Linked DNA regions of Homo sapiens: region 2 is linked to region 1. The links are chromatin loops, found by intact Hi-C in ENCODE. Cell type or tissue: natural killer cell. All regions are shown on one strand. Region 1 overlaps VAV3 (vav guanine nucleotide exchange factor 3). Region 2 overlaps VAV3 (vav guanine nucleotide exchange factor 3).

The links. Peaks named below come from ENCODE experiments on the same cell type or tissue, not always from the same donor. Only the 100,000 strongest peaks of a DNase experiment are listed, where the experiment ranks them.
Region 2: a loop joins it to region 1, with 6 times the contacts of the local background. A loop is called at or near these places in 7 of 110 quality-filtered maps.

The regions. Positions count from the first base shown.
Region 1 is chr1:107,934,059-107,939,058 of GRCh38, reverse strand. The region is part of intron 1 of VAV3 (vav guanine nucleotide exchange factor 3); the gene reads left to right. Among named protein-coding and RNA genes, the nearest start is that of VAV3-AS1, 28 kb to the left of the region's middle. RefSeq lists an enhancer at 2,247-2,783. In natural killer cell, no CTCF peak of the experiment used is centred here; DNase peaks (open chromatin) are centred at 1,958, 2,428 and 3,378; H3K27ac peaks cover 2,129 bases.
Region 2 is chr1:107,868,826-107,873,825 of GRCh38, reverse strand. The region is part of intron 2 of VAV3 (vav guanine nucleotide exchange factor 3); the gene reads left to right. Among named protein-coding and RNA genes, the nearest start is that of MIR7852, 26 kb to the left of the region's middle. In natural killer cell, no CTCF peak of the experiment used is centred here; no DNase peak of the experiment used is centred here; H3K27ac peaks cover 2,084 bases.

The DNA of each region.
Region 1 (5,000 bases):
GCCACATGGGAGGATAACATTTATGGTCAGAAAAGGGAAAGTAACAGAAAATGGAAGTGAGGTACAGAATCAGCTGGATTGGATATAGCTCAGCGTTTGCCTTATTTGAACACAGTTTGAACAGCTGGCCACCTGAGATTGGCTGAAACTCTGTGATTGGCTGAAACTCTGTGATTGGTACAAGAGTAGGTTATGGTCTATTTACACATCCCATTAGGTTACAGTTCACTGTGTCCATATGTGCAGATAAATCTTTAGGCCAAAATTCCTTTTTCATTGTTCTTTTGTTCTGTAAGTGCTCATTAAATGCCCAGTACATTAGGAGCCTTTGAGGTAATCAAAGCTACTTGTTGACATGAGAATATTTGAGTACTTCATGGGTTTAGTGTCATGAGATAATATCACATAAACCCTTTGGGTTTACCAAAACAGGAAACATGGAGAGAAAGGACAACCAAGTCATCCACTGGGCACTTCTGGATTGTTCTGACATCCTAATTATGTCCCTAGGCTGCAAGCTCTTCCCTCCATGCCTGCTTCCTCTTCCATTTCTGCCCCTTTCTTATCTACAGACCTGTTTCTACAGGGAACAGATATTTCAGTCTTTGGGAATTTATCCCTATTCCCTAGCCCCCCAAAAAACCCACCCCTGTGGTCCTGATAGTTTCCTCCCTTGAGAATCTAGATCCCTAAGACACTCCTGCCTCTCGCCTTCTTGGTCCCATCTGGCGGCTCCTTCCTCCTCAGCTTTCCTTGAGTTTAGGGCTGGCCCTTGACCTTAGTGCCTGAAGGATAGAAGGTGGGGACATTTCTCGAAGTTGGTTAGCCTGTTTTCTGGCTCGGGGATCGCCTCCTCTTCTGTAGGGTAATTGTTTCCCATTTTCATTCTTACCCTTCCCACCACCTGTTTATATATGAAGGGTCAAGAATACCTATAGCCCTGAGTCCATCCTCCCTGGCTCCCCAAGAAGGTTAGGCTTGATTCCATGCCAGGCATGTTGAGAAGACTGCAGACATGCTCTGTGTGACAGAGTGCATTTTATGATGCTTCAAAGCAAGGAGGCAAAGATAAAATGATTTCATTTTTCTATTTTCAGCTTTTTTGAGTTGAGGGTTGCTGGCCTATGAACTTGATCACAAGAGCCTTATTTATTTGGAAAAATGTATTCTAAATTCTAAGGACTAGACATGTTAGTGTACTACATTCTAAAATTTTTCTTAAATTGGGGCCTACCTATAGTGTATAGATATTAATGCAGTCATTATATTGTGTTAATAATTGGGACTACAAGCCTTAACCAGAGTCTTAGAATTTTATGAATTTTAATTTATAATTTTATTTTAAGGGTGCCACTAGAAACCTTGTGATTAACTTTAAGGGCTTTTTGGCTGTAATGACTGTAATTAGGATAATTATGCATACTTTCTTTAGCATTGTGTCAACATGATAGTGAGGGCATAAACAGCCAAGAAGCAGTTATAGGTATTCCCTGCTCATTTTGCATTCATCACACATTCATTGAATGTTTTGTACTTATCTCAAATAGTAGAGGATACCAATGGTGTAAGTTTAAGAATTACATGGTTCTTGTCCTCCAGAAACCATGGAGTCCAGCAGGAAGGAAATGACATACTGGTATTTGGCAGGCAGAGATGGAAGTTTGGTTTGAAGAAAACCTTTTGTGCTGATGTTACAGCTGCTGCAGTCACTAGCCACATTCATTGTGCAAAGGCTGGAGGATTCCACAGTCAGCATGGAAGGGACCAATTAGTCATGCGTGGGTTTCATCCTTGCCTCTATAAGAAGTAACATCTCAATAGTCATGGTGGTGTTTTGAATTTAAATAATCACACATTATTTCTTGGTATGTTTTTCAGATCGCCAAATATTGTGGTTTTGTGTCACATGTGCATTATTTGTTAAAACAGGATTATGGTGTGAATGATGGAGCTGTTTTTTTGGGGTGGCGGTGGAGGGTGTTATGTTTAGACTGTCACTCTTGCTAGGCATCCTTTGCCTGACTGTGTGTAAGGTGTGGCAATCTCAGTAGTCACATTGGCCCTCCCATTTCCCGTAGTCTTTGGAAATCTGACCGGCAGCATTGAGAAGTAAGTAAAAGGGGTGCCCTCTCAGATGTCCCTTCCTTTTAAGGAATGATGTGTATCAAATCACAAGATCGGTCGGGGAAGGAGCAGCGTGACACAGGTGTATCTTTTCTGTGGTTTGCGATGAGGCATAAGTGCATAAATTCCAACCAGGAAAGGAAGTGCAGGGAATTCTACTCTCAGGACATCCTTATGGTCCTGACAACTTCTTTGGCAATGTCAGCAGCCCTTGGCATTTTGTCATGCATTCTTCTCCAACTTGAAATTCAGGCTTAGTGCATGCAGTATGCCACAGTCAGGCTTGTGGCTACTCCAGGAGGGGAGCTGTGACTCATTCTTGAGTCACTTGGCCAGCTTTGGTTTCAATTAAGCAAATGAATGAAAACAATTAAAAACAGAAGTTGCCGACTAAGGCTAATAAAAGGGCAGCAGTAATTTTTGTCTACTGTCACTGTTGTTTCTCTAGATTGTCATATCTTTAAAAACTCGGTAAGACAAATCTGTTAGTGTTTGATTTTAGATTTCTTGTTTATAATCTAAAAATCAGACCCAGAATCTGATTTACCTTTTTGGTTCTAATCTAGTTATATTGTAATTCTAACACTATGCACAACTAATTTATATATTAAATATAGAATTTTTCATTGGCTAAATGCACTTTCCTCAAATTTGTAAGAGGTTTTCCACTATTCAAAAGTGTTACATGTTGCATTAAGTCATTGTTGATTATTCAAATTATTTTCAGATTTATTTTCCAAGTACTAAAAAAAATTGTGGGTGTATTTTCAGGATGTTTTATCTATCAATTCATATTTTTGAGCCCCTCCTCTCCCTTCTCAATTCACATTTTAAAAATTATTAGTTCATCAAATCTAGGAACTGTAATAATGTCCTACGTTTACTTTTCTCCCCAAATCATAAAATTTCAGTAAAGTTTCCAAAAGGGGCATAAATGTGTCCTCATCTCTCACACACTGAAAAGCAAAATTCTTCAACTGATGGGGTATTTTCACCTCTTTGATGTCTGTGTGCCTCTGTCATCGGTGTAGTTCAGAGCCTTATCTCCCTTCCATTAGACCATCACCTGATATACCATGGTTTCTTTCATCTCCTTGTCATTGTAATAGGAACACCTTTCCCTTTGCTGGTTAACTCCTATTTCTCTGCAAAATACAGCATAGGTAATGGCCTTGGTTGGCCTGTCTGTTTTTGGTGCCTCTCCTGTGTGCCTCCCTAGCACTTCCCCTTTGTCATGGTGCACACCACTGCACCCTATTGTCCCTTTGCCTCTGCCTACCTTGCTGTGAACTTATTCAGGTCACGGATGGTTTCTTACTCATTTCTGTAACTGCAATGAGTAAGTGAGTGAATGAAATGTTCATCCTCATTCTGATGGGGAAACTTATTTCTAATTTTAGGGACTGAGGACCAAATTTGTGTATTTGTCAGACCTGGCTTTTCATTTTCTCCAACCACTGAACATTTCAGTGCTCGTAACACTGTAGGAGAGAGTAGACCCTGTGGTCTCTGTGCAGTAGGTGCTGCTGCTCCTTTCTTCCTGGAGAATTATATATTTACTTCTTTGATATACCTTATCACTGTGAATTTTATTTGCTGACTGGCAGTGTAAACTCTGGCTTTCTAGAGGTTTATCTTAGGAAGAACTCAATATTTATTCACTTGAATGAAATCAAATAACATTTGGCTTAATTGCTTTAAAATGAAGGAATAATTAGAAGCAACTGCTTTGCTTTGGAGAACTGTAGGAAACTGTAATCTTACAGCTGTAATTGCCCCCAAATGGAGAAGACCTTAGGAATTTATGTTGAAAGTAGAACACTGCCAATTGTTCTCATTGGCAAATTGGCTGATATGAATGTTTGCCAACCGGAAACTTGCCCCATCAGTTCGCGTAATCTGTGGGAGGTGAATATATTTTATGAAGAAAAGTGATAGAGGGAAATTAGAGGCTATTGTTACTAGTGTGTGATGGGTTCATGTACTACCAACTCTTCTCCTCAAAGCTGCAGATAGCCTGGTCGTGCAAGAATTTGTTTCTTGTAGCACGTCTCCTCTCATTTGCCTCGCTGTGCCGCTATATTTTGTTTAGCATGTGCTTTTCTCTTAATAACAACACAGTGATTCACAAAATTCCCCAGAGTGTGTGTTCAGTCTGAAATTTTCTGAATGTGATATTTGAAAATGCTAAATACAGCATATAATTAAAATTTCAGTGGTTAAGTTTTCATCATAACTTATTTTTGGAACTAAGAGTTTCCTTTTCGAGACTTTTGATGTGTAAGAAGGGTACAGTTTTTAACAGAGCTACCTGTGTTTGTTAGAACTATACTTTTTTGGTTAGAACTATACTTTTCATAGGAGCCGTTCCTCCTGGAGACACATCTTTGTCTGAAATATTTAGGAATTCTTAAGTAATTGTTGCTAATACTCATCTTAGTTAAATGGCTTAAAAAACAATTCCACATATGAAGGATGCACACACACATACACATAGCCTGTTTTGTTCTGTTTCTGTTTTCACAGGAAGAAAAAGAGTGGCAAAATATATCTTCTGCTCTGTTCTAAGGGTTTTGGTCCAGATCACAAGTCTCAGGATTCTTAGCAGCAGAAGAGTTTATGATTCTAAGTAGAGGTGCATCTGTTTCTTGTTGTAATATTAATAGATGACATCCAGGAAAGTCTTGGGTTTTGCAATATTTTCATCTAGCCATTTCACAGAATAGAGAATTTATCCTTATTCTAAAGGATATAATTATTTAAAGAATAAACCATAGAGTTCTTATAATTCCAAGATAATAAGAATAGAAGGCACTTTTGAAATTTCCTTGAATAAATCCTAATTTCTTGGATTAGAATTAAACAGCTTTTTGAGT
Region 2 (5,000 bases), 65 kb after region 1:
TGTGATCTAGAAGGCACCAGCCTTCTCAGGCATCAGGCTGCCTGCCAGCTTGGAAAGCTGTACAAAAGGAAGGGGGGATAAGAAGGTGGTTTCTAAGATTCCTTTAATCTCTGGAAAGCTGTGATTTAACTGTCTTGAGGTCCAAAAAGTGATGGAGGATAAAAGATGATAATTTGTACAACGAACTGAAAGCCAAGCCCCTAGTAAGGAAATGGGAGCGCATTTGTCTGTGGCCATGAATCACAGGTGAGGTGGACACTTCTCTAAGCTGTTGGCCCTGAAAAACACCAGAGATATTTCTGGTTTTATTTTTCTTTTATCCTTCCGCCTGTTCCTCCTGCACCTTTAAAAAAATCTTCCTTGATTTTTCTTTATTTTCACCCTCTCTTTTGGGGAAATGAAAAATGAAAATGAATTGGGGAAATGAAAAATGAAAAAGTCTTGACTTTTTAAAGCTCATTAAGGAACTATTTATTTTTCATTTAAGTTTGCAAGAAATGGTGTTGATAAATGTTGGAAAAATATATAAATACTTTAAAATGCATGGTGGTGTTCTACTGGAATGAGATTGCATGCTAGATTGATTAGACAACGGAAGCTTTGTAGGAGAGTTGATACTACAAAAAATTGAATGTGAAAGCATAAACTGTATGCTTCTCAAGGATAAATGTATTTTTGACTGCTTAAAATATTTTAGCAGTGGTAGATCTGAAACAGAATTAAACATGAGATTGTGGTTTAGAACTTGAACCTACATTATAGTCACTTACATTTTGCTACTGCCAAGATTGGAGTAGCTATCTCTTTAGAACTGTATGATCTAAAGAAAACACTGAAAGTTAAAGAATTTGTGATATAGCTTCATAATTTACCAGTACTAATAGTATTAAGCATTATATACTCTAAGTAAAAACTGCCAATACCACCAGTAGTTGAACACTTAAAATATGCAGTCTGTTCAGTCTTCATGTATAATTTGTAAAATTGTAACAACGTTAAGAGGTTAGGTACTACATTTTTCTCTTCTGCATCCCAAATCACATATCTATTTGAGATTGAAGCAGCAGTTTGAACTCAGGTCTAGCTGATTGTCCACTACTGTACCATAGTGCAAACATTCACATAGCACATAACGTGTACTTTGCATATATTGAGGGAATCAGCGCATCAATCCCAACATGTGGATACTATTATTTTTCCCATTTATAGGTCCTAGCTTGTGGGTAATGGAACTGAAATAATTCTTGTAGTTTTAAGTTGAAAAAATGTGAATAGTGTTAATTCAGAAACAAAATAATTTCTGATGTCGTGAATATATACATTTTAACAGGATGTGGATAGGTTGTTTTCCTCCATTCCGTAGGATTTAATTAAATGTTCTGTTAACTTAAAATGAATAATATCTATGTGTGCTCTCCTGTCTGCCTCATTTCCTACATTGGTGAATCTGGAATTCATGTGTATTTGGCATCTTTTTGCCAAAGAATGTATTAATTATGATAGCAGCACCTAGTGTTTTTATAGCCTTTGAAGTTTTCAGAGTGCTTAATATTACTGACTTCATTTGATTGTCATAATACTCTTGTGAAGACATTCTTCAGATGAGGAAGCTAAGACATGGGGAGGTGCTTGGATAGTGATTCTAGGGTCTCCTTGCTTGGGAAGAGGAACAAGATCTGGAGCTCAGGCCTCTGGCTTCTCAGTCCTGTTTTTCTTGTCCACTGTCTGTGTTTTGGGTCTCACTGCTCTGTGGATGGTCAGGGAAAAGGATGAACTTATAGAAGAAAATTAAAGGAATTTATAAAATTAAAAAACACAGGTGATGTGTTACTTGGCATCTACTTATACTTTAGAAAGAAAGGAAAGATTTAGGATACTGCATGAGTCTGCAGCCCAGTGGTGGTTAAAGTTGTTTACTCTAAATAGGCATGTGATTCACTGATTGTACACATGCAGTCAATTCTTAGCTATACTCTCTTACCCCTTTTCTCATTGTGGTGTTTTCTGCTCACTAAACTTTGTCCAAGCTCTCCCTCTGTTTGGGGTTTAGGAGATTTATTTTGAATCTTAGGCTTGATATGGATGTGTTTTCTTTTGGAAAATCCTGGAAACAGTGTTAACACAAATGATAATTTGTATTTTGTGAGATGGTGAAGAGCATCTATTTGGGCTTCTCTAGAAGGGCTTATGATAATTCTGCCTTTCAGTGCTACCTTTATTCTTAGAATTGAGCTCTTTCCTCAGTAGTAATTCACTTCAAACTCCACCAACATCAACAAAAATTAGAACAGTTTGAAACGCTTTCTACACTTTTTTTTTTAATCACACAGGAAAGAGGAGTGAGTTTAGTAACTTGAACTCATTTAAGAGTCAGCAGAGGCCTTCAGGTTAGATATGACTCTCACTCTTCAGGGTTGTTAAATACTGAAAAAAGCTCCTGAAAGAGGGAGATTTCTTTTCTAAGACTGCTGAGGTCTGGTGGGGGGAGAGGGGGGGAATGGGGGACGTTGAGGGTTTATGTTTTGAAAAACCATTTACTTTCTTACTTTTGAAAAAAGATGAATCTCTTTCTGGCTTTCTGATAATAAAAATAAGTAAAATCTTGTTAGTTAACTTCTTTGCTTAAGAAATGTAATTAAAATGTTTCCCCTGGCATAATATTAGAAATTACTATATTATTTTTTGACATCATGACAGTATCTGTAACTTTGTTCGTTTCCGTACTGTATGTAAAGAATTTTCCATAACTGTTTCAATCGTCAGTTTATGATTAACTCACTCTTTGGAAATGTTTCCTACTGAGCTGTCTGTTGGCACATTGACAGTGCAGAAGCACATGGGATTTTTTCTTTAATGAGACAATTTCTAGAGCGTAATAGAAGTCAGGCTGCCACTGTCCAGATGAGTGACTAAAGTCATCTCCTTACCCTGCCTCTGGGTGAGTGTGAAGGGCCTGCTTCCCATGACACACAGTGTAAAGTGATATGTTTTCTTAAAGAGTATCCATACCTGGCCAGTGGTAGGTCCAGTTGATTTGAATTGCAATAGGATAGTTTCATCATGTTCAGGTTCAGGACAGGCACCGTCAAAAGGAATTCAGAGCATCAGCTTAGGGGTGAGTCAGGGATACAGGTAAGAACATTATTGGGAGAGAGAGAGAGAAAGAGTTGTATTTTAGTTAAGAATTAAACTAAAGAGCTTCTTCACAGCAAAATGAACAGTCAGCAGAGAAAACAGACAACCCACAGAGTAGGAGAAATTCTTCACAATCTATACACCAAACAAAGGACTAATATCAAGAATCTACAAGGAACTCAAATTAGCAAGAAAAATAAAACAAACAGTCCCATCAAAAAGTGGGCTAAGGACATGAATAGACAATTCTCAAAAGAAGACATACAAATGGCCAACAAACATATGAAAAAATGTTCAATATCACTAATGATCAGGGAAATGCAAATCAAAACCACAATGGAATACCACCTTACTCCTGCAAGAATGGCCATAATTAAGAAACCAAAAAATAATAAATGTTGACATGGATGCAGTGATCAGGGAACACTTCTACGCTGCTGGTGGGAATGTAAACTAGTACAACCACTATAGAAAACAGTGTGGAAATTCCTTAAAGAACTAAATGTAGAACTACCATTTGATCCAGCAGTCCCACTACTGGGTATCTACCCAGAGGAAAATAAGTTATTATACGAAAAAGATACTTGCACACCCATGTTTATAGCAGCACAATTCACAATTGCAAAAATGTGGAATCAGCCCAAATGCCCGTCAATCAATGTGGATAAAGAAATTGTATATATGACGGAATACTACTCAGCCATACAAAGGAATGAATTAATGGCATTTGCAGCAACCTGGATGGAACTGGAGACTATTATTCTAAGTGAAGTAACTCAAGAAGGGAAAATCAAACATTGTGTGTTCTCACTCATATGTGGGAGCTAAGCTATGAGGATGCAAATGAATAAGAATGATACAGTGGACTTGGGACTCAGGGGAAAGTGTGAAAAGGAGGTGAGGGATAAAAGACTGCAAATTGGGTTTAGTGTATACTGCTCGGGTGATTGGTGCACCAAAATCTCAGATCACCACTAAATAACTTACTCATGTAACCAAATACCACCTGTTCCCACAGAACCTATGTAAATAAAAAATTGAAAAACAAAACAATACATGGTTTCTGAGTTAGATCTTGGTTTGGATTCCAGTTAAGCTCCCTATTAGTATACAGTCTTGGGCAAGTAACTTGACTTCTTTGAGCTTCAGTTTCCTCATCCATGTATTGAGTTTAGGTGAGTATTAAATGAAATTGTGTATGTCAAGTGCTTAACAGAGTGTCAAGGTCCAAGGTAAGTACTCTTATTGTTAATGTTATTATCACTATTATTATTTTTAATGATTGTGGGATTCATTGGTAAACATAGGTGTCGAATTTTGAATTAAGTGCAAGAGAACTAATGATATTAAAAGGGTGAGATAAGAAATAAAATTCATTCTTTCTAATGTTGTATAGCACTATTTTATTTTATTTTGCACAGCCATCGTTTCTCTTTCCTTCTGTGGCCTTGGATCTCCTTTGAGAAACCACACTTTCCTCTTTCTTAATTACAGAGTTTGGATGGTTTCATCAATTATATCCCATGCCTTTGACCACATAGTGATGGTTCAGGAATGGGGTTAGTCACTCAGTTGGGACCAATAAGACATTTGCAAGGGTAGTTTTATTTTTCTCTCTTCCTGATACAGAAGAGTGTAGATGTGAGTCTACACAAGGAGCTATAACCATCTGGGTACCACATGGAGTTTCAAAATGGACCCAGTTCAGAGGGAATAGAGTTGAAGATGAACCTAGTGACACCCTGTGAAGTGGGAATCAGTGCTGTGCCCAAAGCTAAATGTATATCTATAGGTTTTTCCATGAACCAATACATTCCTCCTTTTCTCTTTTTTGAGCCAGTTTTCACTAGTTCTTTCAACCAAGA